Linked DNA regions of Mus musculus: region 1 is linked to region 2. Evidence: chromatin loops called from intact Hi-C (ENCODE). Cell type or tissue: heart. All regions are shown on one strand. Links, peaks and the distances in the headings refer to the core of each region. The heading gives the core; the rest is flanking DNA. Region 1 holds the start of Alg13 (asparagine-linked glycosylation 13). Region 2 has its middle 18 kb from the start of Amot.

Region 1 (15,272 bases), core at 2,903-10,902, 1.2 Mb after region 2:
TTTATGCTGAAGATGCAAACTCAGGCTCTCACACTTATACAAGTACTTTACTCACTAAACAATTTCCCCAGCCCTTGTCTATTTTACAGGAACAAATATTACCAGGAATGGTGGCATGTGCCTGTAATCCCAGGACTTGAAGGATCACAAGTTCAAAAGATGAACATATCTATTTTATTCTTCAGGATAAGCATGGTTACTCTATCAATTACTTTGATCTTTTTCAAATTAGCTTCTACAAAGTAAACCCATTTTTTTCTGCTTAATACAAAAATGCTGTCTCTTGAGATTATGATCCTAAAAATGCTGATTTTTCTCACCAAAATGTTACATTGTTAGCATTTATTATTCAAAAACATCTAATACTTGAGTCTTAACATTTTTTTACAATTTCTTGTTTTGGAGTTTTGTTTTGGATTTTAAAGACAGAGTTTCTCTGGGTAGAAAAGGATGGCCCTGAACTCAAGATACACCTGCTTCTGGCTCCCAAAGGTTAGAATTAAAGGCATTCACCACCACTGCCCAGTTTTTGCTTTTTTGAAATTTTAGTACAAAACTGTGAAGGCTATAGTTTTCAAAGTTAGGGCTCACTACATATTCAAAGTTAGGGAAACCTCAAACATTTACTAAAATTAGGATCTAGACACAACTGTAATGTTTATGCCACAAAATCCTTATAATATTGTTTAAATATATGGGTTTATACTGTTCTACAAAAACATGTCATGAATTTATTTTGATTTTATCATATCCCATGAACTGGACTTAGGGGTATTTTAAAGTGTTGAGAGTTTATTTTTGTAATCCAACAACTTTATCCAAAAATGCAGAAAATTTTTCTGGCTGGCCAGGAGGATAACATTTCAGTGTTGATAAATCCATTGACTGTAACAGCCCAGGAAGCGTGCTAAAACAAAAGAAGAAAAATATCAGGTAACATGAGAGAAAATTCTGGAACTTATCTGCTGCCTGTTACCCATTTGATGAATGAACGGTTGTGCTGCCAATACAAAGAATACTATAAAATGTCAAAAGAATTGAATAGACATTCTTTTTGTTTTGTTTTTCGAGACACGGTTTCTCTGTGTAGCCCTGGCTGTCCTGGAACTCACTTTGTAGACCAGGCTGGCCTCGAACTCAGAAATCCACCTGCCGAGCTTGAATAGACCTTCTTATCTGGGTCAAATGAAGTGTTTCAGAAATGTCATTTAAAGGAAAATGTATTTATATTGTTTTGTAATACTCTCCAGGACCACACAAATATAAAGCAAAATTTACAAGAACAATAAATAAAACCAGAAGAAAGTAAGCAAGGATGACTATAATAAATCATTCATGCAGACTGTAAGAAAACTTTTTACATTTAAATGTATTTACTGTATATTGGTGGTCTACCTGCATGTATGTCTGTGAGAGGGTGGGAGTCAGATCTCATAGAACTGGAATAACAGTTGTAAGCTGCCGTGTAGGTGCTGGAGATTGAACCAGGGTCCTTTAGAAGAGTAGCCATTACTCTTAACCACTGAGCCATCTCTCCACCCCATGAGAAAACTTTTTTTTACTGAAAACTGTGGAAAAGAAATGATTTAACTACACCAAAAATATAATAAATGCTTCATGATACTTTCATTTGAGTAACTTTTCTAGAAGATTCTGAAATTTATCGTGTCCTAACTTTTATATTGATACAGATATAACCATAAAAGTAATCTCTCTATAAGGTCATTTACTTTTTTAAAATGCCACATTAGAAAAGTTTTTAAATCAAGCAACTTGGAATTACTGACCTGGCCCTTTGGCAAGCTTCTAGTGTCCCAAAGAAGAACAGAAAAAGCATTTTTCTTCAAGCTTCTATTGCGGATGCTGATGAGTTCCTATCAAATTCTAATCCACTTCATAAAGCAATATTCCTTACCAAATCCCTTTGCTTAAAGAGCTTCAGTGGCTTCTCATTAAACAAAATAGTGTTAGAACTTACATGAGCTATGCCCTCCCAGTTTCACACTTCGTCTTCGGAACAATGCTCCTACCATATGAACCTCCCCTGTTCCTCAAGCATTCGAAACCCCAAGTTCATTTCTATGTTAAGGCTTTTTAAACTCATCTTCCTATAACTGGTTCTTCTAACTTAGGACTCACTGCAAACATCAGGGCCATAGCCTCTCCTGAGGTCTACCTAATTCTTCCTTACCCCAGCCAAGATATCACCCTGTTTTTTTATCTGTAGCGGAAGTTTACCATGTGAAATTCTACCACCATAATACAAACGCAATGCTTGCCACTGTGCCCTGAGCACTTAAAACAGTACCCACTTTATGTTAGGTAGAAGAGAGTATGTGAATGAATTAATTTAGGGCTTCCAGTGAAGTTACTAAAAGTCTAACATCAACTGACAACTAAAATTCATTATATACATATATGAAACTGTCAAAATAACTTAACTATCCCTTAACTAATAAAAGTAGGCACCTTCTTTAACCAGTGAAAACCCGAGTAGTACTAGTGAACTACAAAACTAAGATTCTTGGAAACCTGCACACCCTTATGTATATGTACATTCACACACTCAAATTCACAAAGAGTTAGCTGTAAAGACAGGGCAAAGAACACAGTCAAAAGCAACAAATGAAAAGTTTTGGATGAGAAAAATCAAAGTATAATTGATGAGTATGAAAAAGGTAAAAAAAAAAAATCAAATGGTTTAGGCAGGTGGCTAATAAGAGCAGGAGGAGGATTTAAGGCAAGAGGACAATAGATCTGTCTCTAGTATACCTGCAGGTACAATAAAAGAGATGGCCTTCTTTGTGCAACTGCTTTGCCAATTCAAATTGATGATTGTTCATTAACTTTTCATTTACAACTACCACAAGTGGTTTGCCTTTCTCCAGACTCTCCAAACAGCTTCCTGCACCTGCAAAAATAAAAGCTACTGAGTTTACTGATATACTATATCATTATAGTTTTTATTCTAAACTTGAATAATTTAGTCATTGTTACAGTTTTCATTCTAACTCGAATAATTTAATCCACGAGACTGTATGAACCAAATGACAAGTGTAGGTCAGGTTTAATGGCACGTGCCCCAAATCCCTAGCACATGGGAGACTGAAGCAGGAGGATCATGGATTTAGGAGACTTAAACAATATACAAAAAGAATTCAAAGCAGAGCTAATGGCATACACACATAAACATACTATGATGCTATACATTTTACTAATGTCTATTCCTTTGGGTTTTTTGTTTGTTTGCTTGCTTGAGACATGGTCTTGCTGTCCTAGAAATCTTTGTAGACCAGAATGGACTCAAAGACCCACCTGCCTCTGCCTCTGGCTCCCAAGTGCTGGAATTAGAGGTGTGTAGAGAGGTGTGCACCACCACCACCCAGGAGTAATGTCTATTTCTAAGGAGTTTTCTCTCCTCAAATTAGTCTTTGAAAAAAAGGAGCATGTACCCCACAAACACCCATAACAATCAAAACTACACTTATCCCCACAAAATAATTTTTCTAAAGTACTAGGAATCTCAGGGATTCCATCAGGTTGATTCTCTGAAAGCTATAAATTACTAAAACTATAAGCATAAAATATATATTTAAAACATAAAATAGCTTTCCGCCATCTTGGTGCCTGTGGAGGCCTGCTGGGAACAGGACTTCTAACAGCAAGTATGTCTGGAAGGCTGTGGTGCAAGGCCATTTTTGCTGGCTACAAGTGAGGTCCCCGGAACCAAAGAGAGCTCACGGCTCTTCTTAAAATTGAAGGTGTTTATGCCCGAGATGAAACAGAGTTCTACTTAGGCAAGAGATGTGCTTATGTGTATAAAGCAAAACACAATACAGTGACTCCTGGAGGCAAACCAAACACAACCAGAGTGATCTGGGGAAAAGTCACTCGGGCCCACGGAAACAGTGGCATGGCTCATGCTGAATTCCGAAGCAACCTTCCTGCAAAGGCCACTGGACACAGAATCCGTGTGATGCTGTATCCATCCCGAATTTAAACTAATGGAGAGTAAATAAATAAAAGTAGATTTGTGCTCTTGAAAAAAAAACATAAGATATTTTCTAAGTTGATGCTTATGTCTCTGGATGTATAATTTTTAAGTATAAAATTTTAATTTTATTACCACAGGCTACATAAAAATAAAGAAAATGCTACTGTGTTTATTTTATGTACATTCAACAGAAATATTAAAAAGACAATGTCTTTTTTTAAGATTTATTTTATATATGTGAGTACACCATCACTGTCTTCAAACACACCAGAAGAGGTCATCAGATCCCATCACAGATGGTTGTGAGCCACCATGTGGTTGCTGGGAATTGAACTCAGGACCTCTGGATGAGCAGTAGGTGCTCTTAACCACTGAGCCATCTCTCCAGTCCATAAAGACAATCTTTAAATGGCAATTTCAACAACTACAACCCTACCACTGAAAAGGCTTAATGTCCTTCTGATCTAAGCCCAAATACTTATTTCAGATTTACAATGATATGATTATTGCATACATTATCTTTCCCCCATGTTTACTATAAAACTGGGCTAAAATAACTTCATAGCCTTCTCTTACCAAGAAATATCTTGCTCGTCACTAAAGTTCTCTATATTCAAGTAAGGCAAACAATTCTAGTAAAATGGGGGCTGTGATGAGTTTATTCTGTGTAATTAGTTTACAGATGTTTGAGACAGGGTCTCAGCCCAGGCTGGCCTTCCCCTCTCACTTGCTGTACTTACAGGTATAAGCCAACATGCTAGGCACGTACCTTACCACTGAATTACATATCAAGCCCTCTTTAATTCAATCTGAAAAAGTGTCTACTTCTTTTAAAACACAGACCCCCAAGATTCTCAGATACTTTACCTGCGTGGCTAATGACAAGATCAGCTTGCTGAAGGTCTTCTTTCAAAGAATCCTTATACCTGTAAACATCCAGAGTGAATGACTCAGTACGGAATGGTTTGGGCACCACAGTGCCTCTACCAACTTGGAGGACAAGATGGTTGTAACCCAGACTCTCGAGGATCTAAAACAGGAAAATAAGAAAACGGCGCTTTTAAAGGCGCTTTTAAATTCTTTCGAGAACGCCAGTCAAGCAAGCCCCAAGTTGCAGCTCAAAAGCAGCAGCCAGACATGTGAAAGCCATCTGCGGCCTACCAGTTTTCAAAATTAACCCTTTTTCCCCCAAGTCAGGGCACCGCCAAGGAACCTCACTTACCACCCACCAGCACAAAACAAGTGGAGCACAGAACAAGTGTACCTTGAAGGAGGAGGAGGAGTGGAGGAGAACGAGGTGGGAACCAAGGGAGGAGCTTGTTTAGGTCCCACCAGAAGAGCTGAGTCACAACAAAGCAGTAGGGGGTCACCGCCTGAGCCACCCAGAGGGAAAGACCCTCTTTACCTGTTCAAGGACTCGAATAAACAGCACATCAGGGCAATCAATTACTGGCTGGGAGTGGTCTGGAGCCAAAGTGCAACAGGATGACCTGCTACCAGGTGGGGAGAGGGAGGGGGTCTCGAGCCAAAGTGTCACGGGGCCACCTGTGGCGCGCGAGGAGGGGGTCTCGAGCCAAGGTGTCACGGGGCCACCTGTGGCGCGCGAGGAGGGGGTCTCGAGCCAAAGTGTCACGGGGCCACCTGTGGCGCGCGAGGAGGGGGTCTCGAGCCAAAGTGTCACGGGGCCACCTGTGGCGCGCGAGGAGGGGGTCTCGAGCCAAGGTGTCACGGGGCCACCTGTGGCGCGCGAGGAGGGGGGTCTCGTGTCACGGGGCCACCTGTGGCGCGCGAGGAGGGGGGTCTCGAGCCAAGGTGTCACGGGGCCACCTGTGGCGCGCGAGGAGGGGGTCTCGAGCCAAGGTGTCACGGGGCCACCTGTGGCGCGCGAGGAGGGGGTCTCGAGCCAAGGTGGCGCTAGGCAACCCTTTTACCGGCCTGGAGACGTGGGCCTGAAGCACTAAAGGGCAACCAACCATTACCAGCCCGAGGATGGAGGGCGTGGACCGAGGTGCTGCAGGGAAAACCAATACCACCACGAGGGGGCTGGGGGGGGGGTCGCCCACACACAGACCCTGCAGGGCAGAACCGCGTCCCGCCTGAGAGGGGGGCGCCTCGCGGACAGAGGCACAGTGAGGGAAAACCGTTTGCCATCCTAGAGGAAATGGGGGGTCGTGGGCCAAGGCCTTACGGTCGGTGGGAAGGAGGGGGAAACATTAACGGCTTAAGGGGATGGGGTCAGCGCCAGCGCCTCAGAGCAACCTGTTCCCTGGTGGAGGGGCTTAAGTGGGGGAGTCGCGGACGAAAGGGCCGCCAGCAAAACCCCTGACTGGCCTGAGAGGGTGGGAAGTCACAGACAGGGGCGCCAAGGGGCCCGACAGAGCTTCGGGGAGGGACCGAGCCACGGAAGCCAGACGTGGAAGTAGTCGAGGCCCGGGGAGGAGGCTCCGGGAGGCGCAAGGGCTGAGAGGAGACCCAGCAGGGGCGGTGCTGGAGAGAGGCCGTGGGGAGACGGGAGTCGCAGGGAGAGAGTGCCAAGGGACACATGACAGTCGTGGGGGAACGCCGTGGGAGGGCCAGTGAGGTCGCATGAAGGGGCTGAAGCGGGAGGGAGAAGAAACGGCGGGGTGGGGGACTGGCGGAGCCGTGGGCTAGGGCACAGCAGAGCAGGAGCCACAGCCGCCAAGCTTCCTTTCAGCTCCCCCGGCGCCTCGGGAAGGCGAGCAGAGCTTAAAGCGGCCAGCACCAAGCAGCCCGAGCTGCCCGCCGCCCGCCGCCCGCCGCCCGCCGGCCGCCCAGCCCCGACTCACCTGAACGCAGTCGTTAGCGACCACCCGTGCGACGAGCTCGTCGAAACTGGTGGTCCCGACAGTCACAAACGCTCTCTTCATCGCGCGGGTTCCAGATTCGGAATTGCGGGAGCGGATGTGACGTCAGGCGGCTCGCACCAATGCCAGAGGGGAAACGGGAGGTGGGGGGAGGAGGCGGAAGTCCATGGCGTGCGGCACGCTGCCTTTGGGAATGCGTCCGGGAGAGGCGGAAAATTCGACTCGCTAGGGCGCTCCCTCCTTCCCCAGCACTACCAAGCAGTAGTGGGTGAAGCGCTTCAGGCATAGAGCCTGCGGGTTGTCCGAGTCCCAGCATGGCCGGCAATGCTTTATACCCTTTGCAGGTAGCGCAGGTGTTAGCTATCAAAAAGTATGGAAACTTGCCAAGTGCAATTTCTGTCGACTGAGAAAAAGGAGACACCCTGAACACCTACTAAACAGTGTTTAAGTACCGCAAATCTTGCCCTGATAAGTCTGAGATGTTCCTGTGACAACATAAACGTCCACTACTCTTGGTTCGTATGAGCCTTTTGCAATAAGAATAGCTCTTGTCAGGCAAACCTTACTAGATCTTTGAGGTGCACTTTTAGCCCTGGCATAGTAGTTCACGAGTCAAGAGGACTGATTGCTGGGAGCTCCAAGTCAGCAATAGATAGATAGATAGATAGATAGATAGATAGATAGATAGATAGATAGATGATAGGCAGGTAATGAAGACTTAGAAAAAAAAGATAAACATTCAGCTACAGTAAATGATATTGGACTGTTTTGTTTTAGCTCTGCTGTGAAAGTAAGGAAGTGAGGTTTTATTTGATGCATTTATTTTGGATAGTTTTTTAAAGACAGTGTATCCGGTAGCCCAGGCTGACTTAGAATTCCCTATATAGCTCAGGATGACCTTGATCTGGTAAACTGGCCTGGCAGCGTCACAACTATGGGTTCTTGGGATTGGTTTTTTGTTTTTTGTTTTTTAATCTTTTTTTTCTTTTGTTATTTTTTTAATTTTCTTTGGATTGGTGTTTTAATGGACTGTAATAAACAATAACAAGCTGTAACACTACTTGGGTGATCAGAGGCTGGGGGAAATGATTTTTTTTACTTAATACTCTTCATGGACCAAGTATTATGGTAGATAAATCTCGTCTCATTTTGTCAGACATTGTTTTGGTGCTGTTAGGAAGAGCTAGTGCTTAGATGAGCTGAAGTGTCATAATGTTGATATTTTTCTTTTAACAGGACCTCAAGATTTCTGAAATTCCTAAATTATATTACTTTGTTTTATCCAATCTACTTCCATCTATGCTAGCATGCAACAAAGATCCTGCTCTCTGAGCCAGGGAAATGGCAGCTTAGATGAAAGCACCGGTATCTAAGCCTCACGACCTGACTTCATCCCCAGGACCCATGTGATGGGGGTAGGAAACCAACTCCTATAAGTTGTTTTCCAGCCTGAGACATGCTCAACATAGCGCATGCACCACCCCCATAGAGAATCAAATACTTAAAGGTAACGCACGTGTTTTAAATTGTTCTTTATCAGCTCCGCACAGTAGCACACAGCTGTAATCAAGTTACCCAAGATTGGATGAGAGCCTCAGCCAGGTAACCAGACCAACTAAGCTAAGCCACCCACCAATATTCAATAAGTCGACTATAGAGCTAAGTAGACTTGGACCAAAAGCAGCTGAGGTATCTATCTGGTGGTGGAACAATATGACTGCACACCGCAGTGGTGACCAGCTCCACTTTCTTGAGAGCCATCTACAAGGACAAGAGAAGCAGCAGTCCCTGCTCTCCCAACCAACAACAGTGAGGTCTTCATGCCTGCTCACCCAAGAGGAGAAGGTGGTGTCCATTTACTAAGCCTGCCAGGGCATGGAGTGACCTCTGCAGCCAAGTGAGCCATGTGAAGGAGTCAGGAGGGGAGGGGCTCCAGCTCCAGCCTGAAAACCTTCAAACCTAGCTGAAGCTGCGAAACATGTCAAGCGTTTCACATTTGCCAAGCCCGTAAGTGCCTGCCCAGCCCCCACCCCCATCTACATGCAATTTTAGTTTCCTCCCGAGGATACAGGGATACAGGGAGTGGAGTCTGCTCTATCCAGCAGCAAAACCCAAAGCCAGCAAGACTGATGCCCGATGGCCTCCTTTCCTCTCCCAGAATCCCAAACTGTCTGTCCGTGTTCCCGGGGGAGGAGGCTGATCCGCACCAGCCTTAGTCTTTTTCCCTTAGCAAGCTCTACCTTGGACGGTGACTAACCTTGCTTTTGTCCCAGGGGTCATGATCCCAAAGCCCTCTGTTCTGTCTTGCCACTGAACGTCCCCAATTTCCCTGTCCCTGGTCACTTCAGACGAACGAGGGAGAAGAGGAGCCTCAGTCTCTCTGGGTGTTTGTACTAGCTGGCTTTGTCCTTGAGAGAACCGGAATGTAGCACATAAGCGGACCCCCTCAGCATCCATTGGAGTACCCCACCCTGCCACTCAGTGGAAAAGGGGAAACCCTGTGTGGATGAAATTATGAGTGGGTGTGTGTTGTTGACAAAGTGTCGGCCAAACTTCAGACCCAAGGGAAAAGTATCCCAGCACTTGAGGCTCAGAGGGATAGCAAAGTGTGACTGTTGGTAGTGAGTGCAGAAAATGTCCTCTGGAGCTTTCTTCCCATAGATGTTTAAGGTCTGACGACTGCCAGTGCTGATCCTGAATGAGTAAACAGCTCTGGAAGCCTATCTGTGTGGTTCTGGTGACTGGAGTTTGGGGGAGGGGAATACAAGCAAGTGGAAGAGAGGGAGCCAGAGAAAGCAGATTAAAGAAGCAAACAGGTCCTGTGACCCTTCCCCTTCCAAAGTGCATCTTTCTGGATCCGGACCTGAGGCTTAGGTTTAAATAGAGGGGAAGCGGAATGGATGACTCAGCAGTTCTGGTTAGGATGTAATCCGGCTTATCTAGACTTCAGTCTGTCCTGCAAGGTGGTCTGACAAGTTGGGAGAACTAGGTGAGATTTTGTTTCCTGATAGTCAAGTCTCAGCTCTGGCTGGCATCAGGTTTCAGCTCTCCTCTCGGAGCAGGAGATTGCCTGGAGGAAATTCCAGTTCCTTGGGGACCAATGTTGTAACTGTGTAATAGTCAAAGGAAGGGGCACAAGCACTTCGAGTATCTTCATTCCTACCAGAATGGTTACAAATCTCCCCAACTAGGAGACAGAGACAGGGAGAGCATAGCCAGAGAGAAGGACATTTGGGACTGTCCACAGTGGTCAGGACCCTGAGCCAGGTGAGAAGTGGAGAGAACCAGGTACAGCAGCCTGGAGGCCCAAGAAAGAGTGGTGACAAAATATGACTGGATTATATAGGGATGGGAAGGTAGAGGGAGGGCAGCCCAACCCCTGGGCTGGAGAAGCTTAGGGAAGGGGGTGGAGCATGCCAGCCTGGAGGGCCCTGTAAAAGATAGGGACAGAGGGATGCTGGGAGAACCTGTTTGGCCAGGTCCACTTTGATATGTTAAAATAGGCACCTCAGCCTTTGTCCCCTGGTTTGAGACTTAACAGTGGCCAGACTGGTCTCCAAGTGACCCTGTCTCAAAAAGAAAAACTTATCATTTACAAATGTTGGAGACATGACTATGTCACTTAATAAAAATCAATCCATTCAGAAATACTCATTAAGCATTTACTCTGTGTATGTCCTTCATACTAGATGCGTGAGTTCCAAATTATGATAAAGTACTACAAGATAGCACTGCCAATCACAAGAGAATGACAGATGCTGTGGAGAGGAACCTACTTTAGATGGAAGAAGGAGCAGTCACTACAAACTGAGTTCTTAACATAAGGGAGTAGCAGAAGGTTACATCTGCCAAAGATTACATGTGAAACTTGTGTATCTTTTATCCTAAAGGCTGCCAGCAAGGCAAACATGTCTGCCTTTTTGATAAGAGATCTGGTAGGCTTAACTAGCCAATGAATTGACTAATGAGCTAATATGGTGACAGCTCCTTGGGGTAAGGAGCTAGTCGTCTGTCTTCTAGCTGTCAAGCTGCAATTAGCTTGCCTGTCAAGGTAATCAGATGTCTGGGGAGAATAAATTATCATCTAGATATCCTATATTAATTAAAATGACATAGCTTAGTCCATAGTCCACCACCCAAACAGTTCTCCAGATCCTTGTGGACTCCATCGCAACTCAGGCCCAGAAAATGAGGCTTTTTTTGCCTGTGGAGGAGGAACATGGAAGAAATGACTCACCTGTCTTAGGCAATATTATTAGTATTCCTTCTAGGCTTCGCCGCACAGTTACCAGGTGTGCCTGACTCAGTATAAAGGGGGCTGCTTGCCCCCTCCTCTCTTTTGTTTTCTTCCCCATCTGTTCCTTCTGACCCCATTCCCCTCACCCCTCCACACGTGTTCATGGCCGGCTCACGCGCTCTCTCTCTCTCTCTCTCTCTCTCTCTCTCTCTCTCTCCCTCTCTCTCTCTCTCTCTCTCTCTCTCTCAGGTCAAAAAAGTTGTTTTGCACACAATTACAATGACTTATATTTATTAATCGTATTAATCACTGTTGAGTGTTTATTATGTGGTAATGCCTGTGATAAGTACTTTTTCATGAGTTATTTAATGAAAAAAAGGTTAGGGTAATTTGACAAATGAAAATACTGCTCTAGATTTATTTGTAGTCATAGCATAATTTTAAACAGTGTGCCTACTTTATAGTGTTCTTTCACTATTATATTAATATAATCATTAATATATTAATATAATCATTAATGTGTTAATATAATCATTAATATGTTAATATTTAAAGTCATCCTACACACTTGAATTTGAAGGTCAGCAACTTGGAAACACAATTTGGAGCTTTGATTTAATACTTGTAATAAATTTGTAAAGTACAGAGCCATCCACCATGAGCTTGTGACCTTTACCTGCCTTAAAACTCCCAAGTTCTTTGAAGTTTCTGTATATATCCGAAGCACACAAGAACTCTGTGTGTTTAGTTTTTTTGTCAGTTTGACACAGGCAAGGGTTATCTGCAAAGAAGAAACCTTAATTGAGACCATGATTCCACATAAGATTGGCCTGCAGGCAAGTCTGTGGCGACATCCTTGGTTAATGATTAATGTGGAAGGCCTAGGCCACTGTGGGTGGTACCATCCCTGGGCTGGTGGTCCTGAGTTGTACACAGAGCAAGCTGAGCAAGCTATGGGTAGCAGGCCAGTAAATAGTGTTCTTCCTTGGTTTCTGTTTTAGTTCCTGCCTCCAGTCTCCTGCCTTGGCCTCCCGAAACCATCCCTGTGATCTGGAAGTGTAAGCTAAATAAAGTTTTCCTGCCCCAAGTTGTTTTTGACCAGTGTTTAACACAGCCACAGAGATATTAGGCTACTGCCCCATTTAGATTAGAGGGAAAGTCCCAAGGCAATGAAAGGATGTCCTCAAAACAAGTGCATAAGCAAATTTCCAACAGGGTAAGTGATAGTAAATCTTTGGATTATATGTCCATCACATAGGGGAGGAGTACATGTTGTGTGTGTGTGTGTGTGTGTGTGTGTGTGTGTGTGTGTGTGTGTTACAATGAAAAAATTCTATACTGAAGGTACAGAGTTAAGTTAGTATCCTAAACCTGCCAGCACTTTGAGTTCCATGTCTAGCAAGGCCTTCCTTCAGGACAGACCACCTCTACAATGAGAACAGTTATCTATGATGGAGACACTAGCCCTGGAAACAGATGATCTGGTAGAAATCCAGTCAAACCCCTTGAGTCATCATAATGATCAAAATTTTATTTACCTTGCTATACCACCTGAGCTGAGACACTGTTAGGTATAACCATACCTTAGCCAAGACTGCCTATTTTTTCTGTTACATTTATACATTTATGTGTTTGTGTGTGGGAAGGGATGAGAGTGTGTGCGTGTGTCATAGCCCATGTGGGGACGTCAGAAGACAATTTGTAAGTTGGAACTCTCCTTCCACTATGTGCTTTCCTAGGATCAAACTCAGGCTGTCAGACTGGGTGCCAAGAACCTACAGTACTTGAGCCATCTTGTGGGCCCTGATTTTTTTGTTTGTTTGTTTGTTTTTTGTTTTTTTCAAGACAGGGTTTCTCTGTATAGCCCTGGCTGTCCTGGAACTCACTCTGTAGACCAGGCTGGCCTCGAACTCAGAAATCCCCCTGCCTCTGCCTCCCAAGTGCTGGGATTAAAGGCATGTGCCACCACCGCCTGGCTGTGGGTCCTGAATTTAAAAAAAAAAAAAATTTTGGTGGTGTGGGAGTGTCTTAAACACTCTAGGGTTTGCTATGTAGCTGGGAACAGTCTTGAACTCCTAACGTTTCTGTCTCCAGCTCTTAAGAGGTAGCTTTCAGACCTGGCCTGGTGCAGAACTGGTTTATTATGCGTACCTCCTGACTCTGCTCTAACTCTTCCTTTCCTTTTCTTTTGTTTGTTGTGTCCGGCCAGCAGACTACAACCTGGGTTCTAGCCTGGAAAGGCATTTTGGAAACCTGGAAGAGAAGAGGGGCTAGGTGGCGAGAGAAAGGAATGTAGCCAAGACAGTTACTCTGATCAAGGCTCAAATTTTATTGTTGCGACACTAGTTATGAAGGAAGGGGGAGGGGACCCGATTCCCGCCGAATAATCTCTGGTCCAGTAGAAAGGTGCACGTGTGTGGCTCCGCAGGTTCCAGCAGTGGGCGTGGCAGAACGAATGAGCAGGAAGCTCCACCCCTGAGCAAGCAGGTTTCAGGCTGGGGGAGGGGAGACTACATTTGTTTTCTTTTTTTTTCAAGACAGGGTTTCTCTGTGTAGCCCTGGCTGTCCTGGAACTCACTTTGTAGACCAGGCTGGCCTCGAACTCAGAAATCCGCCTGCCTCTGCCTCCCAGGTGCTGGGATTAAAAGGCGTGCGCCACCACGCCCGGCCCTTTTCTTAAATGTAAAGTTTGCATCAGCATTCCAAGAAAAATGTGGAGTTACTGCATTTTTGAGTGTTCCTCTTCCCAGTGCACATTTATGAGATATCTTTTCTCTGCTTTTCAAAACAATGGACCTTAGACATAAATAATTCTCTAGAAAGCACACAGCAGTTAATCTTCTCTGAACCTGATGCTAGGTTTAGAGTGAGGAATTTGTATTAGTTTTTATTGTGCAGGGATGCACCAGGGGGTAGGCATGGTAGTGTTCCCTTCAACCTCAGCACGGGGGAAGCAGAGTCGGGTGAAGTTTGAGGCCAACCTGATCTACATAGAGTTCCAAAGCAGCTAACTGGACCCTTTCTTTAAGAAAGAATAACAGAAAGGAAAAGGAAAAACAAAAAAGATGTTCCTGGCTTAGCCTTTAAGATCACAGGCTGCTCTTGCAAAGGAACCCGGTTTGGGTCTCGGCGCCCATATAGTGGCTTAAGACCATCCAGAACTCCAGTTGCAGGGCCTTCAATGCCCACCTTTGACTTACTCCATTGCCAGGAACACAGGCGGCACAGAGATGCGCGTGCAGGTTACACATTCATACACACAAAATAAATCTGACATCCCAGCACTCGGGAGGCAGAGGCAAAGGCAGGCGGATTTCTGAGTTCGAGGCCAGCCTGGTCTACAGAGTGAGTTCCAGGACAGCCAGGGCTATACAGAGAAACCCTGTCTCGAAAAACCAAAAACAAAAAATTATGAAAAAAAAAAGAATACAGTAGATTTCTTTCCTAGTTGATGTCTGCTGAAAATATTTGCTGTGCATTATGGGGGAAATATCTAAAGTATCTAAAGTGCCTTCCTCTTTTTTTTTTTTTTTTTTTGGTTTTTCGAGACAGGGTTTCTCTGTGCAGTTCCTGGCTGTCCTGAAACTCACTCTGTAGACTAGGCTGGCCTTGAACTCAGATATCCACCTGCCTCTGCCTCCCAAGTGCTGGGATTAAAGGCTTACGCCACCACTGCCTGGCTGGCCTTCCATTTTATTAGTACTCCCATAATCCAATATTGAAGATAAGGAAGACAGGGCCTTCAAGGGCCAAGGATTTTTTTTTCCCGTTTTTAAGAAAGAATATCCTGGGGACTGGAGCGATGGCTTAGCAGTTAAGAGCACTGACTGCTCTTCCAGAGGTCCTGAGTTCAATTCCCAGCAACCACATGGTGGCTCACAACCATCTGTAATAAGATCTGATGCCCTCTTCTGATGTGTCTGAAGACAGCTACAGTAACTCATATAAATAAAATAAATATTTTTTAAAAGATAAGGAAGATAATACATGTGGTTTTTTTCCATATTTAAGTGGCATTTCATATCATATCATATCATAAAAAATAGGACATTGAAGAACTCAGGAATTGTACCACCCATAATATTCTAATTGGAAATAGATTCATATGTAACATTGCATATACCCTTTTATAGTCTGTATATTTAATGTCTGCCAAAGTGAAAACAATAGGATTTTTTGTTTGTTTGTTTGTTTTTGTTTTCGGGAGGCAGAGGCA
Region 2 (15,272 bases), core at 2,470-10,469:
AGAGAGACGGGATATCATGCTTGTGAGAAATGCTGGGTTGGTTAAAGTCATCTGACTGAGAACATGACAAGAGGAGTTGTTTGGAATGCCAAGAGTCCACATTCATGCTCTCTGACCCTAGAAATAGTGAGAGGAGAGTTCATCCAAATGAGGTGAAATGGTCTGGTTATTACTGCCCTCCACTCATTTTCACCATGCAGGTAGTTGCTATGGAGCAAACCATAATAGGAACAAACAATCAGTCAGAATGGAATGGAATAAATAACAAGAATCTCAAATACTTTGTTTTAGCCATTTACTGTCCATGATACAGAAATGACCCAGATTTGCTTGAGTTTTACCGAAGAAATTATTACCTTATTAAAATATAGCAGTACTTAGGCTGGAGAGATGACTCAATAGTTAAGAACATTGGCTTCTCTTCTAGAGGAACCAGGATCAATTCCCATCATCCACATAGCTCAAAACTGATGAGGGAATCCAACACCCTCTTCTGGCCTATATGGGTACTAGACATGCATAGCCAACAGACTTATATGCAAACAGCCATAAACATAGAATAAATAAGTAAAATTAAATTATATATAATGGTACTTTTATTACTAATACAGATTCTATCCCAGGAAACCATGAATCCTTACAAGTCCTCAAATACCTACCTTCCATCCCAATAGTCCTTTAAGATGCAACATTAAGCAGGAAGTTAGCAATCTGAGACTTAAAAGAGTACATTGATCTGTTGAGTTTCACACAACTAATTGGCTATGTGAATCCTAATCTAGTTCCATGTGGTTGAAAATCTCTCTGTTATTCCATCTTATTAAGTTGTCCCTTTCACCCCTCACTGGACCACCCATTCCCAGTTTATTCACAGCATGAATGTTCTACTATGCCAAGATGCCCGTTTCTCTCAAGACTGCATCTTTTCACTCAGGTCCTGGCAAATCATAAAGCTTGCAGAGATGTGTGCCAACACTTAGACAATTTGTACAACTGTGCCCACATGACCTTAAATTTCTTAGCATAATTGGAAACCTTATAACTTATAGATGCCATCTGCTTAAGAATTTCAACATTTTGGTAAAACCATTCATTGCTTTAGATTTGAGACTACTCAGTAGGGACAGTAAACTTCATGGCTGCCTTGGTGATCAATACCTTGTTTCGCAGAACTAAGAGGCAGTCCTTAGTTTGAGGTCAGTGTGAGCTTCATAGAATATTCTAGTCTAGCTTGTGGTACACACCCTGAACCCGTTTCATGTAAAGAGAGAAAGACAAAGAGAGAAATAAATAAAGATAGATAGATATATAGATAGTGTCTTAGTTATGGTTTCTATTCCTGCACAAACATCATGACCAAGAAGTAAGTTGGGGAGGAAAGGGTTTATTCAGCTTACACTTCCATGTTGTTGTTCATTACCAAAGGACATCAAGACTAGAACTCAATCAGGTCAGGAAGCAAGAGGTGATGCAGAGGCTATGGAGGGATGTTTCTTACTAGCTTGCTTCCCCTGGCTTGCTCAGCCTGCTCTCTAATAGAACCCAAGACTACTAGCCCAGGGATGGCACCACTCACAAGGGGCCTTTCCTCCCTTGGTCACTAATTGAGAAAATGCCTTACAGCTGGATCTCGTGGAGGCATTTCCCCAACTGAAGCTCCTTTCTCTGTGATAACTCCAGCTGTGTCAAGTTGACACAAAACCAGCCAGTACAGATAGATAGACATGTTGGTCGTCAGATAGCTTGTTGTACACATTACACAAACAGCTGTGCGAACTAATATTTGCATATACCTGTCATTTTATCCTTGCCACCATTCTCTCACATAGGTATATTGGTATCCATATTTTATTGTATTTTGTTTTGTTTTATTTGTTTGCTTGAGACAAGGATGGCCTGGAATTTTGTTTTTAGACAAGGTTAGTCTTGAAATCATATAGATGAAGCATGCCCTGACTCCTTCTAGGATTAAAGGTGTGTATCATCACACCTAACTCACACACACCCACGCACCCACACCCACACCCACACACACGTACTTGCGGGTGTGGTATGTGAAAGCCAAATTTTTATTTTTTATCCCATTCTAAGAGTGCCAGGCTTACAGATGCGTGCTCCATATTTAGATTTCTATGGGTTTCAGGGGAAGAGTACTAACTCAGGTCCTAACCCGTGTTCAGTATGTGCTGTAACTGAGCCATTTCCTCGGCCTGGTACCCATATTTTAGAGCTGAAGAAATTGAGAACCCAAGCCTTTCCCAAAGTTACAGAGATAGAGAAGGGCATAACAAAAACAATGGAAAAAACATCTTTGGGATACTTGAAACATCCACCTACTCTGCCGATAAGAGTGAATGAGGTGAGCCTAACATCTAGTTCCTGAAAGCACCAGACCAAGCCCATCATCGTGCCTCCTGGAATGCTTTATGGCTTCGTTTCAGGCTTCAGGCCAGGACCTTCTTTCCACTTAATCCTCACAACAATCCCTGAGGGCAAAGAATTTGCCCTGGTTTTAAAGGTGAGGAAGTTGGAGTCCATGATGATTAAGTAATTTACCTCCTCATTAAATTGTGGCTCTGGGTTGGAATCCAGGCTTGGGTGACTAGAGACAAATCTCTATGCCTTTTCTAGCAGAGCTCACAATTATGGCTTACTATTTAACCCTTCCTAGGTTAGGCATTTATACCTTAACAATGGCCTTCCTGTGTGAATTTCACAGGACAGTGGCAGACCGAAAATAAAAGGCTGATTGAGGCCTGCAAGGTAGGCCTGTTTTAAATCACACTGATGTGGCATCCACTGGCCTTTCCGAAAGTTCTAAAAGTAAAGCAGCAAGCCCGGGGAAGAGAATTTTGCCTCCAGCCTTAGCATTACTCGCCTCCAACTGGGATAACTAGTCTCACACTCTGGTAACTACAAAACCAGAATGCTGTGCTGCTTGACTTCCCTCTGACGTACTTGCAGAGATTTTTTTTTTTTGAAATCACTGACTCCAATAATACCCCCACCCCCACTCCCACCACCACCCCCCACCCCCGCCGGCTACCACCTCTTATAGTCCAGGCTTTAGTGTGTGCTTTTCATATACCACACATCCCTCTTGGTCTAATAACCTAGGAATTTACAAGCCAACCCTACTTTAAGGTCTGGTCAGCCTGGACTTTTTGCAGAAACTCAGACTGCTGAAGGAGATATGGTATTTAGTTAAACTGAAGTGAAGCCCTGCATAAATCATAAAGAGGCGAACCCAGGTTAGTCAAACAGGCCCCTAGGAGGTATTTGGGGAATAGACTTGCAGGCAGTTTTATTTTCCTACATTTGATTTACTTCCAAAATCCTGAGGCTCACAAGTACCCCAGGAGTAACTTGGCTCTCAAATGCTGAGCAGGTCTTGGCCTTGGAGCAGAGTTCTGGTGTTGTTTCCTGAATTCCCACATTGCTGTTTTCCACACATGGGTCAGGCTTCAAACTTCCTTTGTCTGGAGTGTGTGTGTGTGTGTGTGTGTGTGTGTGTGTTTATGTGTCTGGGAAGGGGGGGAAAGGTCCAAAAAAATAAGGGTTTGTAATCCCCTGCCTTGTGTGTGTGCCCTCTTTGGTTCCTGTCCTGCGTCTTGCTTTTTTCTGGTCTGCTGGAGTCTGTATGATCAGGGATGGGGTGCTCAGAAACCAACTGGAACCTGAGCTTTAGGGAGCTGCCCTAGTGAAGGCAGAGTTTTTGCAATTTTCTAATATGTCTTTAGGGTTTTTTCCCCCTGAGGAGAAAGGGGCAGAACTTTCTGTAGTGCCATAAATACGAACGAAGTTTGCTTTAGAGTATTGTGTACTTCTTCTCTTGTTCTTGCATTTAGATGATCTGGCTTTTCACAGGGTAGCTAGAGGAAGATGTGGTCATTTTGCACACTTGGTGGCTGGAGACCGTCCCTTGGCGCAAAGCATTGTGGTTTTATGGGGTTGAGGGATAGACTATCCACCACACTCTCCTTTCTGCTTGACCACTATGTCAGGGAAAACTCACAGTGAAAGACGGACTTTTTATTAAGAGTTTTATTAGTTGACAACATTGTAGAAATGAAAACTTCCATGAGGTGTGTATAACTTTTATTTCTCTTGAGAAGATAGAAGTCCTGATGGCATGGGCTTGTATGACCTATGGTAACTTTCGAGCTGCCCCTTTTACATGACACCTATTTTTCTATTCTTGGTTGTGTTCATCATCATACCGTCTTTAAGGACACTTAAAGTTACAAATTCTGCAAGAATCACCAATACCTGTTTCCCAATTTCTACCTTCTTCTAAATGTTAACTCTTCCTCTGACACACCATCTTTGTGAGCACACTTGCACTACTCTCTTATTTGTTTGCCTTATGAACTTATATCCTGTAGGCCCATCATATCAGTAGAACCATACATTTGTTCTTTTGTGGCTGGTTCATTTCATCTCACATAATATTTTCAAGGCAGATACTTCTTTTTGAAAAAGAATTAAGATTTATTTCTTTTATGTATATGAGTACACTGTTGCTGTCTTCAGACACACCAGAAGAGGGCATCCGATCCCATTATGGATGGTTGTAAGCCACTACGTGGTTCCTAGGAATTGAACTCAGGACCTCTGGAAGAGCAGTCAGTGCTCTTAACCTCTGAGCCATCTCTCCAGCCCCAGATATTTCTTTTTTAATGGACTATTTTTACAGCACAAACTTTGTACACCAAAGTAGGAATTTCATTTTATGAAGAAGGTCAAACAGGGTCCATAGTATGGCACAATGAATTTTTCGTTTTCAGATGAAAATATGCCCCCTCCCAATAGAGTGTTTTTAATGTGTAGTACTTTGGTAATCAAGTGTCTTTACACAGGTGCTTTACAGCTAGTGGCTAATTCTCCTGGGATTCCCCCAGAGGGCTTTCCATATTTTATAGGCAAGTCTTGAAGACATAGGGATGCTGCAGGGATTAGTGAGATGTGTGTGGCATAGTTTGCTATATAAACTCACTCTCTGAAATTTAGTTTTCACTCCCTGCTCTTAACGTCCACGGCTTTTACTGTCAATACCACTCATTTAGCACTTAGCATACACTTGTTAGTTGTCTTTTTATGTGTATATGCTGGAAGGCAGGAGCCAAGTCTCATACTGTTTTGTTTTTTTAGTCCTGTCCATAATAGCAGTTCGGTCTATGTTTGTTGATGTTGCCCTCTCCCTCCCTTTTAAGTAGAGCAGGCAATGTGGGGACTTTATAAATTCAAACTCAATTTAAACAAGCTGAAAGGTTTTCAGGGTAAAAACACAGAGGAAGTCATGCATGGCGGGAGAGGAGGAACACCTAAGACCTTAAGACACTTGGAAGACCCCCCGGGGAAAACAGAATTACCTAAAAACCTGTTGTTTGCCACAGGCTAAGACAAAGGTGACTCACTCATCGCCTGATTCACCATCAAATTTTCAACTGGTTAGAGAGTCTTATCCAAGAGCCACAGTTACTGACTCCAGTAGCTTACGGGAAGGCATTTTGAAAGTGATTTTGAAGGCAACCTCGAAGATTATGAGCAAGCATATTTCACGGAGTCCCTCAGGCTTTTGCTACTGCAGTTTATTTTTCGGTGGCGACACAAGACTGGCCAGGGCCCTCTTAATAGTGAACTGAGTGAAAGTATTTTTGATAAGCTATGAACAGAGGAGGTAAAAGTAGTTTTCCTGATATGGAAGGACAACTCATTCAATAGACAAATTCAAGGTATAATGGGAGTGCTGACCTCATGTACAGGAGACCAAGTGAAGAACTCACCACTGGACTTATTCTTTATTGTTCGGTTTTCTTTTCCATTTAAACAGCAGTGTTGTGGAAACAAGTTTCTTTTCTCGGTGATGACCAGGAGGAATCCTTGTAAATACAAAACAACCTCACGAGGTAGATGTTTCTACACACAAAAAAATGTTTTTTCCCCATGGAAAAAAAATCACCTGACTAACCTCTCCTCACACATAGAGTGAATCAGACTCAGAATCCATTTTGTCACGATCCTAGCCTCTGATTCAGCAGCTAGTAGAACATACTGTACACTCTGCAGCAAGTCACCCACCCACTACCTCTCTTACAGCCAGAGGAATATTTGAAGACCCTATTTATCATGAGACAGTGTTTCTTCTGACCATGCCTTCCTTGGGTTGACTTGATCAATGGTGCCTCTTAAGGCTCCCATTGGGTAGGCTAGGATTGGATGTCCCTCTCTCATTAGCATGGGTTCATTCCAACAACTCTAAATTAATGGGAGCTTTTATACTTATATTTGTTTCCAATTCGAGACATTTTCACTTTGATGATACACACCGTGTTTTCTTCTTTCAGCATCACCACCACAATAGCACTAGGTGGTGGTGAAACTGCCAAACTGTTTGACAAAGAAATCTCACCCACTCTGGTTAGAAGAGGGGGTAATTTATTATTCTAACTCCAGGGAGCCAACTTCATATTCTCTCACAAAAACTATAGGAAAAGAGGTGCCTTTTCACAGCAAAACCACAGAACCTCTATAATCATGGCTAGAAATTCTTAAAACAGATGAGCAGGATATCGGACTCTCACATACAATCACATGCTAGAGGCTCCACTCTGTGGGTCACACAAGTGGGGAGTGATTTAGAGAGTCTGTGCATACATTTCATTTTACTTTCATATTTGTGCCAATTAGAACACTGTACATGCCTTACAGCATCTACTTACATGATAAGAAAGTTAAGGCTGAGAAATTAAAGTCCTTTAAACATCACACAACCAGGTAATGTGTGCTAGAGCCCACAGCAAATTCTTTGGTTCCAACTTCCTCGTTATTTTGCTCCCCTTTACTGTTTGTGTTTTCATTTACCTAGACGTTAAATTGTAGATTCCAACCCCCACCCCGTGTCCTGGGATGCTGTAGTACTCAACTCTCCATTTACTGGAGCAGAATCTTTCACTGGCACGAAATGTGAGCACCACAATGACACTTCATGTACTTTCCCTTTCTTTCCTGGTTTAATGAACTAAGAGGGAAAAGTTACCTATTTCCAGACAGTTGGACAGTGCTTTAAATATAAAGTTATCTTTCAGTTGGCTAAAACACTGTTGCACCCTTTCACGAGACTGAGAAGTCAAGCGTCTTGTCTATCCCCAGCAGAAGCTGGGGAGAACGGAAAGCTAGACAATACTCTCTTGTTTAGTTTTAATAATTTTAAGGGAGGGTGGGATCAAAGGATAGGATTGGCAACTGAAAAGACCAATCATAGGCCAACAGCAGGCCTGACTGGCCAGTAAGTAGATGTAAAAGAATGGTGGGTGGGTCTTACTCGGGCCAGCTCTGCTAAGGCAAGCACACCCAGCCTGGCCAAGAGGTGGAGCTTTCCCTGAGTCCTGCCCATCCCTTGGCGCCCTAGTGACCGGCCTCCAGGAGGGGGACATAGACCCTTCTAGAAATTTGGGGCAAGAGGCTGGGGCAGAAGGTTTATGAAGGTTGAGGCTGGTGGGGCAGGGTGACAGAAGAAAAAGGGGGATCTTGTGGGGTTTGCCTTGTGTAGGCTGCCAGCTGGTCAAAGGAAACAAGGGAGGGAGACGAAAGAGAGCTGTATCTGAATTTTGTAACGCTTTGGTTCCGTGCTTTTGTTTGTTTTGTTTGTTTTTGTTTTTAATGCGTTTCTATGATTTTTCCTCCCGCCATGGGGATGGGAGCTGCGCTGACTCTCCCACGCGTCTCTGCTGTTCTGCCGCCATAGACTACTGAAGTCTTTGGAAAAGAAAAGAAAAGAAAAGAAAAGAAAAGAAAAGAAAAGAAAACAACAACATCAACAAAACCAACCCAACCAACCAACCAATCAAACCAAACCAAAAATCGAACCCCATGCCTTCCTTTCCCCCACTTTAATTCCTGTACACACTATCGGAACTACCATCACCAAGTAGAGTTCGCGGCGTGGGAGGACGGAAGAGCCTGCGCGTTATCCCAGATCTCTCTCTCCCAGACTCCCGAACCTAGCCTACATAGCAGATCAATTGTTTGAAAGTTCCCCGCCTGAAGGCCGCCTGGCCTCCTGGGGTGCCGCCTCCTCCCCTTCGCCAGGGTCCTGCCAGCCTCCCTCCGGCCTCCCGCCCTGCTGGCTCCGCCCTCGGCCCTGCCCATTCCATCATCCACCCCCCTCCTTGTGGGCGGTCCTAGCTGCTCCCGGCCAGAAGAAAAGCCACCGTGCCTCCCCTGCTTCTACCTCTCACCCTTCTCTTAGGAGCTGCCTTCATCGCAGTCACGCCCCTTCCTTCCGAGGAGCTTTCTGGCTGCGTTCGCTGGTAGACCCCTGAATTACCCCTCCGTCTCCCTTCTCTTTCGTCCCTTCCCTTAGTTCTCATCGCCTTCCCCCACTACCACCACCTCCAGCCTATCTCGCCTCTCACCATCCGCTGCTCCACCCTCTGGCCCGGTATCCTGCTCGTCCACTGCCACCAAGGAGAGACCCGAGGGAGCAGCGAGGTTGGGAGTAGCCGGGACCTGGGGCTTCCTCCCTACCCATCCCTGGCCTCCGGCCCGGGACCCAAACCGCTTGAGCTTGCAGAGAGAGTCCTCACCTTGTCCTGATTGCTTTCAGAGGTAGGAGAAGCGTCCTTACTTTTGCGGGGAACTGGGGCAGTAATCTGTGGTGTTGTAAACTTGATCATGCCCGTATTTGTGAGTAGGTTGTTGTAGCCTGTGGGGTTGCCTGTATGTTCTTCTCTTTTTGCCGGTGGCCTTGAGTTTTCTGAGATGTGCGAGAAGTTTATTTAACGCAGTTTAAAAGTATGTGTTCCTGTCCTACTTTAAGGAGGAGATGCTGGAAGGGGTTCCATTGCTTGGTGCTGCTTTACTTCCTCCCTAGGTTCTTGTAGGTTCCTACTGATTTGATCGCTTAAGGAACTAAGTTAGGGAGTCCGAGGTCTACCTTTAGTCTCCCCACTTATTTAGGGACGCCGAGGTCTACCTTCAGTCCCGCAACTGAGTTAGGGAATTTGAGGTCTACCTTCAGTCCTGCAACTGAGTTAGGGAGTCCGAGGTCTACCTTCAGTCCCTCCTAAGTTAGGGACCCCGAGGTCTACCTTTAGTCCCGCAATTAAGTTGGAGACTCCGTGGTCTACCTTCAGTCCCTCCACTAAGTTAGGGACTCGGAGATCTACCTTGAGTTCAGCTTGAGGAATTGCCCTTATCTCAGATAGCTAGATTGCTTTCTCCTAAGTGCTTAGGCTTGGGTTTGGTGCTCACCCTTCCTGACCCCAAGGCCATGAATTCTTCAAGTTTTAAAATGTGGAAGTAATGAACCACACAACTGCTCGCTTTATGTATGCATGCATGTGTGGTGGTGGTGGTGAGACTCCCGAGGCGGAGATTGCCGTTATTTGCTTCATAAGGTCAGAAGATTTTAATAAGTAGTTGTGCAACATCAGGAAGGTGGTTGATTTAAGGTCTGAGCCCCGGCCACAGAACTTCTTGTTCATCAACAGCAAGACCATCTTCATAGATAGATGATGAGAAGAAGGAGAAGGAGGAGTGAGAATGACAGATTTTGTAGACCACGGGCAGTCCCTGATGATTGCTGCTAATAAATCATAATATGCGAATAATTTGCAGCAGGGGGCTGAATACAAATTAATGAAAGATGAAAGGGAAAGATTTGGAAAAGCCTCCAGACAGCCCCTTGCCTCCAGACGTGGGGAAACAATTTATAAATTACACTATAACTTTTTTCCCTCTCATTTAGAAAGATAATCAACCATAATCTTTAGTGATGAAGGGCTAAGGATATATGTAACTCTTCTTGAGTTTGGCCTTGTGAAACTCTCTCTTTCTCAGGCCAGCTTTGGAAAACTACCTCAGACTTTCAGTACCTTCCTTCAATAGCTAAGGAAGGTCCAAAATGCTATTTTGGACACAGGGTAAATTCCTACCTGTCTCCTACCTCTCTTCATTTGTGCAAGTGCCACAGGCTTTAGACTAATTGGGTTGAAAGACTTGTTCCTGAGATGTGCCTGAAAGCCATTGCTTATTCTTTAGGGAACAAATAATTGACATATTTACATAAAATCTTTGGTTGGTTTTAACAGGGGTTTGCGGAAGATGCAGGAAGCGGGTTGGGGGTGGTCAGGAAGGTAGAGCAGGAATGCTACAATGTTACATAGTGACAATTTTAAAGGCTATCAGGTTTCAGATCAGCTGGGAGGAAAAAGCTGGCCTGACCAAACTACATTTTCAAACGGGCCTGGGACATTTTAATAGCCAGGTGGTTGTGGAGGAGCCTCATCTATTTACAGAAGATAACTCAGGTCCCAGCTATTCTGTACGGGTTTGCCTGGTGTCGTTTATGGGCCCTTTCTGGTGCTACATCATACTTCATTTTAAGTCCCGTCATACTTTGAAAAAGTTTGTGTCTCTGTAAAATTGAAACTTAATTTTCTTTCTAATTCACAGCCTAGGTATAAAGTAATCCTGTAACTCCACCTGAATGTACAGTAAGTTTTACATGGATATCCTGAGTCCCTTTACTTGACCAGCAACAACAACAACAACAAAAATTTAGAGATTCATATTTGTCATTGAGATTTGGAGAGTCAAATGTAATTTTTAATTTGTGAATTAAGGTTTAATAGACTAATGCATAACTAAGGCATTTTCGGAGGTCAATTTTCCTCTACTTTTGCTATAGAATGAAGCGGACCTTCGGATGCCGTTGAGAATGGAATAGTAGGAAGATAGAGGGATGGATACTTTGACTTTGAGGTCCCATTGAGTGCCAGCATTCTAAGTGGGTACATCTGCTTCTGGGCCTCTCCTAAGAGCTCTCTCCCAGGGCCTGTGCCTTCTTTAAAAGGGTGTCTTTGTAATTAAGCAGCCCTTCCCCCCAACTCCCTTCTTCTTTTGATCCAGTTTTTTAGGCTTATTTTCCATTTGGAGACAAGAGGAGTTTCTCACACCCTCCCGCCTCCCCTCTTAAGGTGTCTTTTCCTTTATCCCAGAAAATCACACATACCCCCACTAAGTTCTCAGGATGGTTAGCAGTTTTGTTTTGTTTCTCCGACAGAGGCAGTGTTACCAGTTGGAGGAGTAGAAGATATATTCCCCCTTGGGAAATGCTTGTGGCCAGGTAGCCTCCTCCATGGAGACTGAACCTTTGGAATGCATGAGAAGAATCTATTCTTCAGGACTGTCTGGTAGAAATTGTCCTTTGCACCCATTAAGCCCAGCTTAAACCCACTGAAAGGGGTGGAGAGAGGTGTGTGTGGTCGGGGCCTAGCCTTTTAGGATGGTAAATGTTTCCAAATCTCCTATTACATCACCTCTTTCTCCCATGGATTCAGTGGGTTTAGAGATCTGCGTGACAAGTTAATTAGCTGGGGACTAAACCAATTTGTTTAGAATCGTGATCTATTGATTTCCTGTCCTCAGGAATTTTTGTCAGTGTTTTACTATGATGTGTTGTCTTTAGCATTACTTACTTTTCGTTCCTTCTCGCCTTTTGTGGACTTTGGTCCAAAATCTAGGTTTCCACCCCCAAGTCAAAGGTTAGAATTTAGCTGCAGGAACTAAGGGGGTATTAAACAGGCTGGGATAGCAAAGCACTCGCCTCCATGGTGGGCTTCTGACCCTTTTTAAGGAAGCTGCCCCTTCCACGTACAACACACACAATCTGAACAAAAAAGAAAAAAGAAAGAAAAGAACATAGAAGGTCATTTGCCTTATAAAAGCAAAACTTCTTGAACAGAACTAGCTTTCTTAGTGTCTTTAAACCATTGCTTGATAGGTTTTAAAAAAAAAAAAAACCTCACTATATCTGGACTTTCTCGGGAACATATTTATTGCATAAAAGACTACATTAGCATTTGCTGTGTTGATTCTTTCTTGAACTAAATGAGGCTGTTATTGGGCTTTTGAAGCCTTTTGTTATAGGGGATGGAGTTAATTGTATATATCATTCCGGCTTGTACTAATGCTGGCCACGTTAGATTTAGCCCACACATGCTTGTAGAAAGGATTTAGCATTATTGTCTAGAGACAACTCGAACTTTGTAGATTTTATCCACCTCATTTTGGTAAAGTTTTTTATTTCCACTTATTTTTTGACTAATACCAGGACCTAGATTATTTTTTAGTTTAGCAAATAATGGCCACTGATACCATTTCTGGGTGAACCCACTGGTGGGAGGAGCCTGGCCTTTGGGTACATTTCCTCACTGTAAACTGTGGAGACTGGGCAGAGTGATATTGATAGTCAATTTTCAAAAGTTTATGCTTGCCTTCTGAGGCCTCATTTATCTGGTGTGCCCTTGAAGGATTGCTATCAGAGTGAAGCAAACAGTTATGACAAACACAATCCTGTACTCATCCTGTATGCAGGGGTGGATTGGGGGATGAGTCTGTAATAACACATCGACAGAAATGTGTTTTATATTTTAGCAGTATCAAATAATAAGCCCAAGAGTCTCCACGAAACTTCAAGAATCCTGGTCCCTCTACGAATGGAAATCTTCCATACTTTGGGTCATAAGAGTAGGTAATGTTGCTTTTCAACAAGAGTTCGTTGAGGACAAAGCGTTGTAAACTGCTATAGAGTAAAGGAGTATGAACCAATGAGGACATGTCAAGAGTCTCATAAGTATTGTTCCTGGTGGGCCTGGGGGTACAGATAGGTTTCATTGAGCTCTAATCATTGCCTGATTTAGAGGTGGTTTATGTATGTAGCAAGCCTATTCTTGTGGCCTCCCTCCTCTGCCACTCTTCCCCACAAAGAAAAACCAAACCAGAACCCAGTGTTTACTTATCTAATTGATTGGAAATTATTTTTAAATTGCTGCACCATTGATATTTCATTAAGATAGTATACATTTGGGTGGACTGTGTAGGATCCAGAATGAAGAAGGGGGATCAGGAAGGCCTAGATATGCTTGATTGATAGCCTCAAAAATAATGTTTGCCAGACTGAGGAAAAAAACCGTGAGGAGACGATTTTGTAGGCAACGGAATACACAGTATATAGGTGAAGTCACGTGGTCTGCACACAAAGGGTTCTTTTATCTGAGAACTTTTGTACATAGTGAATCTTAAGTTTCATGGACCTCTAACTTTCCTTCAGTAAATAAAATATAATCTCTGTGTTATGTCTAATTTTTGCTATCTGGTAAACTAATATTATTTCTCCACAAATTCAATGAAATTTCTCCAGCTAAAATGTAAATACTAAAATCTTAAATCTGTAGCATGTATAAATCTCCAAGTGAAATACAGGAATATGCTTCATACTTTGTGTTCCTGGGGGTAAAATTCAGGTGGGTATATTTGGATCTCTCTCTCTCTCTCTCTCTGTGTGTGTGTCTCTCTCTCTCTGTAGATTTGTGGAGTCACTTTCACTCTTTCTCTGGCTGCCTGAAATGGCATTAGTCTGTGTGACTTGAAGCCAGGATCTGGGATTCTCTACCCAGCCCCTCACTGACTTGCCATGTGACCAAGGGTAGCTGAATTAGCTGCTCTAAGCTTCAGTTACCCTTCTGGGAAGCGAGGATATTAATACTTCACAGAGGTGTTTAGGCATGCTTCATATTGGGCACATGCTTTGAGGTCATTGGATGAAAGGTGTTTGTATGATGGCAGAACAAGCTTATTATAGGGTCCTGAGCAGGTGTTCATGTTTAATGAGCTTTTGCTCTCTTATAACATACAGTGCCCTTTGGTGCCCTATTGCCTTACTGACTATAATTAAGATTGACCCTATATTTCTGTTATTGACCCTCTCAACCTTTTCCAAAAAATAAATATTTTCATATTCTGTCATAGGTTGAAGTAAAAATTTAATGGACTGTAGTGACTGTCAGAGTGAGGAAGCGACATTAGTTGGAATGCACCCAAGTGACCAATGAGTTCTTGAAAGTCCCTTCAAATGTTAGAGTAAAGCAAATGTGGCTGCATCTGTGTTTTCAGGGAGAAAAGTTTTGAGGAATATTTGCCTGTGACAAATACTACTGATAGCCAGTGACTGAAACCCAGCTCTTGTGCTGTTTTGTGCACAGCTGGTTTTTATTAATGATGGAATATTTATGCTTGCTGTACAATTCGTGGCTCATTTCCATGTGTATGTCAGAATTTAAATACCCCTAAAGGCAACATTAAGATAACATTAAATATAAATGTGGCCAAGCGAGAAAGAGTGGACTTGGGGGGGTATATCTCCCTTATATTTATTGGTGTTGCTTTAGATTACAATAACTGATCACCTTTCCACATTGATGCTGATCTTATAATATCCCTTAGTAAACTTCACATTTTCATACCTTTGATAGGAACAAGTGATTGGATCCCCCCTATGTATGATGCAGATGAAACTGATGTATGTATTTTTTTAGGACCTTCCCCCCCCCCCCCCAACACATGCTTCTCATTATCCAAGAGGCCTGGTCTCAATCAGGAAAAGAGCAGAGAAACCACATAATTGAAAGGAGAAGGACGGCGGTGCATACTTGGAATATTTGCGGGAAGGGGATTGCTGACATCAGAAAATGCAGTGGCCTGAGTGTTAACAGCATTGGAGAGAAATCAGCTTTCTGTTTCTGTGTATTGAGAATTATTTTAAGGCGATACAAATATGGGCCAGACTTGACATCTTTTATGAAGTTATCCTGGAAACTTTGATGAGTGTTGTTATAGAAAAGTTCAATTAAAACCTTCCTTATTAGGAAGCTAATTAGTGCATCCTTTACTCGTTTTTAGTTGTTTTCAAGGGAGTACCCATTTGCATTGAATTAGTGACATGCTTCCTCGTGTGATAGCAAACTAAGATTAAAAAAATATCACACAGGAGGAAAAGCATTTAGATTGCCAGTCCTGAAAACATAGAATTTCCTTTGTTCCATTTGGGTTTTCAGTTCAGATCTTTGTTTTTACTCCCAAATGGGTAGTGAACTGGGGAATAGTTGTGAATTGGGGAACTATAGTGGCTTATGATAACACACCATTTTATTTCATTTTTCCCTTCTTGTATGATTGTCTTCTGTCTGTATCCCTCCCCCCTCTGTGTGCGTGTGCATGTACATGCTTGTGTCTGCCTTAATACATGCATGTGTTGGGAGCAGGAGAGAGGGGGGTACAGATTGTTTTCCAAAGCAAATAGTATTTGGAACTAAGAAAAATAGTGATGACCTGTTTCACCCCCTAGGGGGTTCTTTCTGCCCGAGGGTTCTGATTGGGATTGTGTAGGGAAGTGTGGCAAATTTTCTGACCTGGTTGTTTCTGTGACC

Evidence for each region. Hi-C counts contacts between places; a loop is a spot of excess contacts. Peaks named below come from ENCODE experiments on the same cell type or tissue, not always from the same donor. Only the 100,000 strongest peaks of a DNase experiment are listed, where the experiment ranks them.
Region 1: a loop joins it to region 2, with 4 times the contacts of the local background. A loop is called at or near these places in 2 of 42 quality-filtered maps.

What each region holds. Positions count from the first base shown.
Region 1 is chrX:144,309,651-144,324,922 of GRCm38, reverse strand. It overlaps Alg13 (asparagine-linked glycosylation 13), which reads right to left and starts at 6,957. Exons shown (of 4, transcript NM_026247.3): 1 at 6,802-6,957; 2 at 4,862-5,024; 3 at 2,773-2,911; 4 at 1-907. The coding sequence starts at 6,882. The coding sequence ends at 793. Gm33235 (a long non-coding RNA gene) reads left to right here and starts at 6,942. Exons shown (of 2, transcript XR_878274.2): 1 at 6,942-7,334; 2 at 8,056-10,477. It also overlaps the pseudogene Gm2214. In heart, for the core only: no CTCF peak of the experiment used is centred there; a DNase peak (open chromatin) is centred at 6,922; H3K4me3 peaks cover 2,303 bases; H3K27ac peaks cover 1,553 bases.
Region 2 is chrX:145,498,109-145,513,380 of GRCm38, reverse strand. It overlaps a transcript of Amot not described here. Among named protein-coding and RNA genes, the nearest start is that of Amot, 18 kb to the right of the region's middle. In heart, for the core only: a CTCF peak has its summit at 7,407; DNase peaks (open chromatin) are centred at 7,340 and 8,150; H3K4me3 peaks cover 3,473 bases; H3K27ac peaks cover 2,128 bases.